2 separate regions of the Homo sapiens genome follow, and region 1 is linked to region 2. Evidence: read pairs that join two places in POLR2A ChIA-PET (ENCODE). Cell type or tissue: HepG2. All regions are shown on one strand. Links, peaks and the distances in the headings refer to the core of each region. The heading gives the core; the rest is flanking DNA.

Region 1 (5,381 bases), core at 245-5,244, 54 kb before region 2:
ACCTCTGGGATTCATGCAGCAGTCCTTCCTTATTTATGCCTGTCATTTGCATTCTCCGTATGGAGGCCTTGAACAGACAAAGCAAATAGATGATTAAGGTGAAGTTCATTCTAGTCAGTCCCCCAAATCCTAAACCCTAGATATTAAGTTGCTACCTTATTTTTATGTATTTCCCAGGATACATTTTTTTTTTTTTTTTTTTGAGACAAGTTCACTCTTGTCACCCAGGCTAGAATGCAATGGCAGGATCTCAGCTCACTGCAACCTCCGCCTCCTGGGTTCAAGTAATTTTCCTGCCTCAGCCTCCTGAGTAGCTGGGATTACAGGCACGTGCCACCGCGCCCGGCTAATTTTTGTATTTTTAGGAGAGACAGGGGTTTCACCACGTTGGCCAGGCTGGTCTTGATCTCCTGACCTCAGATGATCCACCTGCCTCGGCCTCCCAAAGCACTGGGATTACAGGTGTGAGCCACCACACCCGGCCTACGATACAGATTTGAAAGTGTTCCTTCCCATTCCAGCATCCAGTCACCTCACAAGGAAAGGAGAGTTTCTCTATGACTAAGTTAAAATTTCCTGCCTTAGCTCTTCAAACAAGTGGAAAAAATCTGGTCTTCACTCAACAGTTATCACCATTTTAAAGCCTAAAGCCACTCTTCACCATTTTCCCTTCAAAGCTTAAGAAAGTTAATTTCACTTTTATTGCATTTTTCAAAGTTTCATTTCCCAATGATTTGGTTGGTGTCTTTCCAGACCATCTGCAGGGCCCTCTTTCTCTAGAGCAGCACCATCCATTAGAACTTTCTGCAATGGTGGGAACCTATATCTGCGCTTTCCTGTTCCAGGGGTTAGGGGATGTTCCCATTGAACAGTTGGGATGCATATGAGCCTCCTGTCATTTTTAGCATGGGCCCCTTCTCAGGGTTCCTGGGAGCAGCTCCGATTCCAGCTATGCCACACTCTGATTGGCTGCCATGTTCCTGCTGGACCTACTGTCTTGCTGTCTTTCTCTTATCAGCCACTATCAGCCACAGGAGACTGCTGAGCATTTGAAATGTGGTGTGTGTGACCAAGGAACTGAATTTAAACTTTTATTTACATTTAATTAATTTTTAAATTAAAAATGGTCACATGGAGCTAGCAGCTAACTTCCCCAATTACATGCAGTGCACCCATGTTCTGGTCTTGTTTCTAGCCTCCCAAGGATTATCCTTGCTCTTCTAAGACCTGCTGACTTTCGTTCAGTTTGTGGCCCACTAAGACCCTTTACGTTATGTAAACTCTTCATGGTTTCCAGCTTCTATTTGAGGGTTTTGATATGTTCTCATGGCTTCAAGTCTGTATTTGTCACTACTGAAATCCTGTTTTTACTCCTGTTTTCCATATTGTTTGGAATAGTTCAGCTTTGACCAAAATGGATGGTCATACTATAGAGTGAGCTGGTGGAGAATTACATAAAAATTCCTCAGACAAGCAGAATGAGATATAAATGAAGAGCAGTCATGGCTTTCCCAACTAATTCATAATTTTTTTGTTTTTTGAGACAGGGTTTCACCTGTCACCCAGGCTGGAGAGCAATGGCATGATCTCAGCTTACTGCAACCTCCGCCTCCCAGGCTCAAGGAATCCTCCCACCCTAGCCTCCTGAGTAGCTGGGACTACAGGTGTGTGCCAACACGCCCGGCTAATTTTTTGGGTAATTTTTGTAGAGATGGGGTTTCACCATGTTGTGCAGGCTGGTCTTGAACTCCTGGCTCAAGTGATCCTCCTGCCTTGGCCTCCCAAAGTGCTAGGATTATAGGCATAAGCTACCACGCCCAGCTTGATTCATAATGTCTATTGCATCAGAGGATGCCATTGCTGTAAAAGTGGGGAAATGATAACATTGATTAGACTTCTACATTCCCTTATTTCTTCCCCCACTTCTTTCTCCCGAAAACCTACTTCCCTGATTGTCCTGCTTGTATATGTATTATCTTACTCTAGTCTTTGGAAATATTATCTCAAACTGGCCTTTCTAATTCTCAGAGGAGATGATAAAACTTCAACAAAAATATTCATGCAATGGAAGTAGCTCAAAAGGTCTAATAATGAGTATATTTTCCACCACGACTTTGCCCTTTTATAGTCTTATTGGCCTGTGCTTTTGACCTTGCTTTATACAACAGAAGAGTGGGACGCAGCTTTTAATATAAGATACAGGTTCTAAGACCCAAGAGATCAGGAAGTATACCTTTAATTTGATTAACACAATGTATCCTTTTAGCAGTTTTACTGCTCAAACTTAGTAAAATGTGAAAACCTACTGAAAGTTGATTTTGGAGACACCAACAGAAGACAACTGGTTATTTGCTGTCATTCTTTGGCACCGCTGAATTATGCTTGTCTCATGTTCAGTGTCTGCCCCAATCAGTGAACGGTGCTCCTGAACAGCCCCAAGAATCCTAGTCCCTCCACCCTCTTGTACAGAGCCAGTGCCTGTGTCATTTCAAGAAGATTTGCACGGAATTGACCTTACAAAGTGAATGTTTAATTTTAAAAACTGTGCTTTTTTTTCCCCCATTTCCATTTTAGTAAGCAGACCAGATGCTTTGCCAAATTTACCCTCAGCTAATTGCATAGTTCAATGTCCTGAAATGTGCCCTTGTTTGCTTAAAACCTGCTGATTTGCAAAAGAAATCGTTCCAGGAATGTGGGTCAGAGTGGACGCTCCTGTGGAAGCTGAATTGACCAGGAAAGAATGGTTCAGGCCTGGCTGGGGTGCTGGGTGCCTGTAAATCTGCAGGAATAGGGGACCCTCCAGGGCAGGATTTTCATTCTAATGATAAGGCTGCTGGAGGTGAGGGAGAACTGGGGCCTGAAGATGTGGACAAAAATCAGTTTGGCTCTGATCCACCTTTGGAATTCCCCTCAAGCTTTATATCTTGAGCAGGCTTTGGGTCAAGACTGAAATAGAATGTTAATGCACAGCCAGAGGAAAACAATTTTAAAATCTGGCATTTGCTCTGCCTCTGTCCCTGGAGGCCCTCTGATGAGATGTATGTGAAGTAGGAATGATCTTCCAGCAAGAATAGAATAAGAATGAAGTTGCTCAGTTACTTTTCCCTGTTTGTGAATCTGGAACCTGACTCACAGAGGTGTTCCTGGGCATTTGGCCCTAGGGGATTTGGTAGACTCTTGGCTAGCTCCAACTCCTGCTAACAGGGAAATTAGTTTGGAGAAGCCTGGAGGAGACTGAAAATAGAGGGAATGAAAAGAGACAAAGTGGATGCTGTTCTAGTGGAAGGGACAGGATGCAAGGATCATCTGCCTACTTTGGTAACAGTGGTGGTGTTCCCATCGAATATATGGGACAGATATGAGCTTCCTGTCATTTTTAGCATGGGCCCTTACTCAGGTATCCCAGGGACAGCTCCAATCCCAGCTACATCACTCTCAGGTTGGCTGCTGTGCTCCTGCCGGACCTGCTGTCTTTCTCTTGTGGATGCGCTTTGCTGATCTACAAGGCAGACACTGGGGGGTAAAGGGGGTGATGTGGGGTCGGGGAGCTGCTCAGTGTATTTCACTCAGCTCTCAGAATCCATCTAGAACTTGTTTCAGTCCTTGGAAGTTCAATCATCTTAATAATTGTGTTAGTTTCCAATGGCTATGTAACAAATTACCACAAACTTAGTGGCTTAAAACCATGCATATTTATTATCTTATAGTCCTGGAGGTCAGAAGAACAAAATGGATCTCACTGGTCTAAAATCAAGGTGTCAGCAGGGCTGTGCATCTTTCTGGAGGCTCAAGGAGAATCCATTTTCTTACCTTTTGCCACCACATTCCTTGTTTCATGGCCTGTTCCTTCTTCAAAGCCAGTCATAGCTGGTCGGGCCTTTCTCACATCACATCACTCTGACATTCACTCTTCTGCCTCCCTCTTCCTCATTTCGGTTCTCTTGTGATTGCATCGGATAATCCAAGATACTCTCCTTATTTTAAAGTCAGCTGAATGGCAAGCTCAGTTCCATCTGCAAACTGGATTCCCTTTTGCATGTAACCTATTCACAGTTTCTAGGGATTAGGATGTAGACATCTCTAGGGGATCATTATTCTGCCCACCATGATAATAAGCCCTCACTTTTTTAAAAGCCCTTTTAAATACCTCATTTGACCCTAAAAATGCCTGTGAAACAGGTGAATGGGTGGGATTATCCCCTTTAATGGATAAAGAAGCTAAAGTATGAGTCAAAAAAATTAAAATAAAAAAATAAAACTTGCACAGGCCCCACTCCAAGTTTACTTTGTTTGTTCGAGACGAAGTCTCGCTCTGTCGCCCAGGCTGGAGTGCAGTGGTGCGATCTCGGCTCACTGCAACCTCCACCTCCCAGGTTCAAGCAATCCTCCTGCCTCAGCCTCTGAATAGCTGAGATTACAGGCTCATGCCACCATGCCCGGCTAATTTTTGTATTTTTAGTAGAGACGGAGGTTTCACCATGTTGGCCAGGCTGGTCTCGAACTCCTGACCTGAGGTGATCCGCCTGCCTTGGCCTCCCAAAGTGCTGGGATTACAGGTGTGAGCCACCATTCCTAGCCCAAGTTTACTTTGAAATAGAGGTGGAACGGAGTTAAGCTATGGGCCACGGTGTTCAGTCTATTTCGAGGCTATTGCTCTAGATGACAATGCCTATCAAAGAGGAGGGATGTGGGGAAAGTATGACTTTGTATGGCCAGCTGTCAGACCTGGATTCAGATTGTATGTTCACACAAACTTGATCTACCTTTGGAATTCGTCTCGAGCTTTGTCATTTCCTCTTCTTGAGTCTGTGAGTCCTTGTTTTTGCCTTCCTGGGTGGCTTTGAAAGTGATCAATATGATAATTTTAACACAGATAGCTACTGTAGATAGGTATGACCCAAATGCAAAGTTACTTATATTTATTAAAATGAATGTCATAGAAAGATGCTGAATGGAGAATAAAAACCATGGCCCTGATACTGACATTGTTGAATTTTCCATGAAGGAGGAGTAGACAATTTGTAACAAGCAAGCAATATATGGACAAACTTTTTTTTTAAATAAAGGATGAGTTTTGAAAAAAAAAAAAAAAACTTAGAGAACCTATGATACTTAGGACAATCCTAAAAGCAACTAATAAAGAGGAATTCTGACAGCTGTTATGACTGCCATCCAAACATATAGGACCCAACTATGTGGTTCTCCCAATAAGCTTAATTCCCTCTGCAACTCGACTAGGAAGCTTAGGAATTGGATCTTGAATCTACGGAAATAAAGGAATAAAGAAACAAAAATCTCCAACCTACAAAGAGGCTGGATTTAAAAGGTTTACACTGAGCTGCTGTTTGCTAGCACTTCCTCTCTGTTTTATTCTACTTTTT
Region 2 (5,381 bases), core at 281-5,280:
CTTGATGATCGTCCATATCTAGATTAGGTGCCCCTCTGTCTCTTCCTATACCATCTTACGCTTTCCTGTCAGAACACTTGCATGATATTATAACAGCCTGTTCACTTGTCTGGAGCCCTCTCTAGACTATGAACCCTGTGAGGAAAAGATCTGTCTGCATCCTGTTCACCATTTCATGCCCAATGCTTACCGTAGAGTCCTAGACATAGCTGACCCTCAGTAAATGATTGAATCAATATCTCGAGTGTTAATAGAGCATTAATTCTAACTGTGTGGCGGGGTCTCCCAACACGTCTCAGAAAACTTAAGCATTCAGCTGCGTCTTGAAGAGATGTAAAAGCGCTGAGGCTGGATTGTTCAGGATACGATAAAGTTTGGTCGCCTAGAACACACAGTACTCAGTAGAGCATGGCAAAGATGAGACTGGTCTCTCACTTTATGGCCAGATTGCAAAGGGCCTTGAATGATCTTGGATTTTATGGAGTAGACAGCGGTAGAACCATTGAGGAAGTTTTAAGAAGACAGTACTTAGTCATTTGGGTTGTAGAAAGATAGCTGGGTGTGGTGGCTCATACCTGTAATCTGAGCACTTTGGGAGGCCAAGGCAGGCAAGATCACTTGAGCTCAGGAGTTCAAGACCAGCCTGGGCAATATGGAAAAACCTTGTCACTGCAAAAAATAAGAAAAAAAAACTTTAGCTGGGTGTGGTGGTGCATGCCTGTAGTCCCAGCTACTCAGTGGGCTGAGGTGGGAGGATGGCTTGAGCCCAGGAAGTCGAGGCTGCAGTGACCTGAGATTGCACCACTGCACTCCAGCCTGGGTGACAAAGTGAGACCCTGTCTCAAAAAAAAAAAAAAAAAAAAAAAAAAAAAAAAAGGATAACTCAAGGCAACAGGTTAATGGCCATAGAAAAACAGAGGTAAGAAATTCAGTTAGGTCACAATTATAGTAGATAACAAGATCTGGAAAGCAGTAGCAGTGGGAATAAGGAAGAGGACTGGATTTGAGACCTTTTAGAGGTAGATTAGATAAGGACTCAGTGACTGTTTGGAGACAAAGGGTGAAAAAAGAAGCAGTATATACTGACTTTGCATTTGGATGCTTGGGAAGATGGTGATGTCACTAACAGCTGGTGAATATAGTTCAGTTTTAGATAAAAGTGAGTTTAAAGCGCCTGGGTAATGAGAAAAGTTGAGAAAGAAACTGAAAGTTTGAGTCTGCAGCTGAGGATTGGAGGTTGTAGTAGGCTGAATAATGGCCCCCAAACATACCCAGATTCTAATCCCTGGGACCTGTGGATGTTACCTTACATGGCAAAAGAAACTTTACACATGTGATTAAGTTAGGGAATTTTTTTTTTTTTTGAGATGGGAGTGCAGTGGTGCAAACACAGCTCAATGCAGCCTCAACTTCCTGAGCTCAAGCAATCCTCCTGCCTCAGCCTCCTGAGTAGCTTGGACTACAGGCGTGCACCACCACGCCTGGCTAATTTTTTATTTTTTGTAGAGACAGGGTCTCATTATGTTGTCCAGGCTGGTCTCAAACTCCTGAGCTCAAGCAATTCTCCCACCTAGGCCTCCCAAGGTGCTGGCATTACAGGGATGAGCTACCACACCCAGCCAAGTAAGGCATCTTGAGATAGGGAGATGATCCTGGAGATCCAGGTAGACCCTAAATATAGTCTCGAGTGTCCTCATAAAAGAGAGACAGAGGGAGATTTGACTACAGCAGAGGGAGTAATAGATGTAACAGTGGAAGCAAGAGGAAGGAATGATGTGAGAAGGAATCACAATCCAAGGAAAGCAATAATCTCCCAGAAGCTGGAAGAGGCAGAGAAGGGATTCTCTTCTAGAGCCTCCAGGAGAAACCAGCCCTGCTGATACATTGACTTTAGCCTGTTGGAACTGACTTCAGACTTCTGGCCTTTAGAACTATAAGATAGTACATGGTATTTTTTAACCACCAGATTTGTGATAAAGTTGTTTCAGCAGCTATAGAAAACACACAGAGGTATAGGTCAGGGACTAATTGGTAAGGAGCACCAAAGTAGTGGGAATGAGTAAAACTGTCTAGAGGGAGAGGGCCTGTAGAATGAGAAGAGGGGAGGACCAAGGAAGAAACCCTTGAAATTGACTTTTAAGCCTCAGGCAGCAGCAGAGGGACTTCCATGTCTGGCAGTATGACAGACTACATACCTTGAATGATAGCTCACTGAAAACAACTACAAATAATTAACAAAGTATTTTTTAATCTTTTGAAGTGCATGTTTATGCTGGCAGAAGTAAGGAATACTCAGAGGTCAAGTATTATATGCAAGTGGAAACCCAGGAGAGTTTTCCACAGGAGAGGTTTCCATAGGAGAGGTTTCCATAGGAGAGGTTTCCACAGGAGAAGTTTCCACTTGGAGAGGTTTCTTGGGTTTCCACTTGCATCTAATACTTGACCTCTGAGTATTCCTTACTCCTGAGTATAAGCAGAAACCTGGAGAGGTTTTTGCCTTGAGAGTATCTGCCAAATTCACATGAGTGAATAAGTGAATACAGTGGTCAACGTGTACACAGAGTGAGTCTAACTGTAGTCCCTTCCACCTCTGCTTAGAGCTGGGTCCACAAAAGATTACACTGTTTGTGTAAGGATGGGTTACAAATTAACTTACTGCCTTTCCCCAAGCCCCAGAGTATTGTAAGGAAAATTGCCTGCCTTGAGACTTGACTTTAAATGGAGGGAGAAAAAAACATCTCCCCTGAGAACTCATAACATAGCCAGCACTCACACAGTCTTGCAGCTCAAATTCACACTGTTCTTTAGAGTCCAAAAAATTCAAGTCAAGAATTAAGTTCACAGTAAACCTTAATTTGTAGTTTCCAGGCAACTGACAGAAACAAATGCAAACCTATTCTAGAAGTACCCATCTTCAACACAGGCCTCGATGGCTTCTCATCAATAAATTCTAAAAAAAATACAAGCTCATGGTCAAAATCACAAAATGCAAAAGGAAATAATTGCTCTAGTCAGTTTTGTGTTGCTATAACAGAATACCTGAAACTGGATGATTTAGAAAGAAAAGAAGTTTATTTGGCTGACGATTCTGGTGGCTGGAAAGTCCAGGTTTGAACATCTATATCTGGCAAGGGCCTCAGGCTGTTTCCACTATGGCAGACAGCAGAAGGGGAGGGGATACCTGCAAAGAGATCCCACGGCAAGAGAAGAAGCCAGACATTAACAACCTGGTCTCTCCGAAATAATTCATTCTCACAAAAGCAAAAATTCACCCCAGCAGGAGGGCATTAATCTATGAATGAAGAATCCACCCCCATAATCCTTTAATGAGGACCCAAACACCTCCCACTAGGCTCCCACTCCCAACACTGCCACATTGGGAATGAAATTTCAACATGAGTTTTGGCAGGGACAAACCAAACCATAGCAATAATGTAGCATGAGCAAAGGCCAGCATAAACATGAATAACAGAATCAGACTGCAAAGCTTTAGCTATTGAAATTACTAAACACAGAACATAAAATAAGCCTATTAAATATATTAAAAGAAATAAGAGAAAAAAATGAAAATATGCATAAAACATGACCAGAAGATTTGAAGAAGACCTGAAAGAACTACTAGAAGTTTAACAGGTAATATTTCAAATTAAAAATACAATAGACAGGTTTAACAGCAGAATAATCACAACTGGAGAATAGATTCAGATGGATAGATCCAAGAAAATTTCCAGAATGTAGCCCTAAGAGACAGAAAATATGAATGAAAGGTTATAAAACATGAAGACAGTCTTGTGAAAAATATAACAATTATCTAATTGGAGTTCCAGACAGACAGGAGAGAAGGAGAAGGGCAAAGGTAATAACTGAAGAGGTAATGGCTGAGGATTTTTTAGAAATGACAAACCACAGTTTTTAAAAGCCCAACAATCCCAATAAGGATAAATAAAAGGACATTCACACTTAGACATCATGTAGTTGAACTACAGAATACCATAAACAAAGAAAAAAAGTTGAAAAGCAGCCAGAGAAAGATAAGACAGATTAGCGTACTTTCAACAGGGCAATTAGACTTCTTAACAGTTACAGAAGCCAGAAAAAGTTTAACATTTTCAATGTGTTGAAAGAAAATTACTGTCAACCAGAATTTGAATATTATCTTTCAAAAACAATGACAAAGTCAGACACCTTCAAAGAAACAAAAACAGAGTTTGCCATCAATAGACCCTCACTAAAGGAAATTCTAAAGGCTGCTATTTAGGCAGGAAGAAAGGGAACAAGGAAGGTCAGAGATGAATAAAAGAATGAGGAGCAAGGAGAGTGCTGAATATGTGCTTAATTGTAAATAAATATTGGCTACAAAGATCAATAATTTTTTAAAAAAATATCTTTTTAAAAAATAATATCTTAAGGGGCTGAAAAAACAAGATAGAAATGAAATACACAGCTGTCAATAGCATGTAACTGGGAGGGGAGGATCAGAATTAAAGTGTTTATTGTGTGGTAGGATGGTAAAGATATTAAGTTTCCAAGTTAAAATTTCTAGCATAACTACCAAGAATGTATAACTTTTTAACTATAAAGGGAAAAAGTGGAAAGAGAAGAATAATACAAAGTAGATGAGAATAGAGGAAAAAACAAAATATTGAAGGTTCAAGATACATAAAAAGCACAATATAAGATGGTGAAAATAAATCCAAATGTATCAATAAGTAAAATAGACTACTCAATTTATAAGCAAAGACTGACTGGTAGTATATATTGTGTTTTAAAGAATGCAGGTATATTCTCTTAAGTCACATTTAAAACATAAGGATTCAAAAATGTTAAGAATAAGAGCGTGAAAAAAAATTGTATCACGCAGACACTAACCAAGAGGATGTTGGTGTTGCTATATTAGTATCAGACAAAATAACCCTTAAGGCAAAAACCTTCACGAAAGATAAAGAGAACATTTCATAAAGAGTTTCATAAATAAAAAAGGTTCAGGCCGGGCGTGGTGGCTCATGCCTGTAATCCGCGCACTTTGGGAAGCCAAGGCGGGTGGATCACCTGAGGCCAGGAGTTGGAGATCAGCCTGGCCAACGTGGTGAAACCCTGTCTCTACTAAAAATGCAAAAGATAGCCAGGCATGGTGGTGTGCCACTGTAATCCCAGCTACTCGAGAGGCTGAGGTGGGAGAATTGCTTGAACCCAGGAGGTGGAAGGTTCAGTGAGCAGAGATTCCGCCCCTGCACTCCAGCCTGGGTGACAGAGCGAGACCTTGTCTCAAAAAAATAATAAAAATAATAAAAATAATAAGAAAAAAAATAAAAAAATAAAAAAGGTTCGGTCTTCCAAGAAGATGTAAGAATTCTAAGCTGTTAAATACCTAGATAAAGTTG

The links. Peaks named below come from ENCODE experiments on the same cell type or tissue, not always from the same donor. Only the 100,000 strongest peaks of a DNase experiment are listed, where the experiment ranks them.
Region 1: POLR2A ChIA-PET joins it to region 2 with 10 read pairs; 4 of 35 experiments call an interaction of 5 or more read pairs at or near these places.

The regions. Positions count from the first base shown.
Region 1 is chr2:62,483,417-62,488,797 of GRCh38, forward strand. It overlaps a transcript of TMEM17 not described here. Among named protein-coding and RNA genes, the nearest start is that of TMEM17, 20 kb to the right of the region's middle. In HepG2, for the core only: no CTCF peak of the experiment used is centred there; a DNase peak (open chromatin) is centred at 2,655.
Region 2 is chr2:62,537,860-62,543,240 of GRCh38, forward strand. No RefSeq gene overlaps it. Among named protein-coding and RNA genes, the nearest start is that of TMEM17, 34 kb to the left of the region's middle. In HepG2, for the core only: no CTCF peak of the experiment used is centred there; a DNase peak (open chromatin) is centred at 2,602.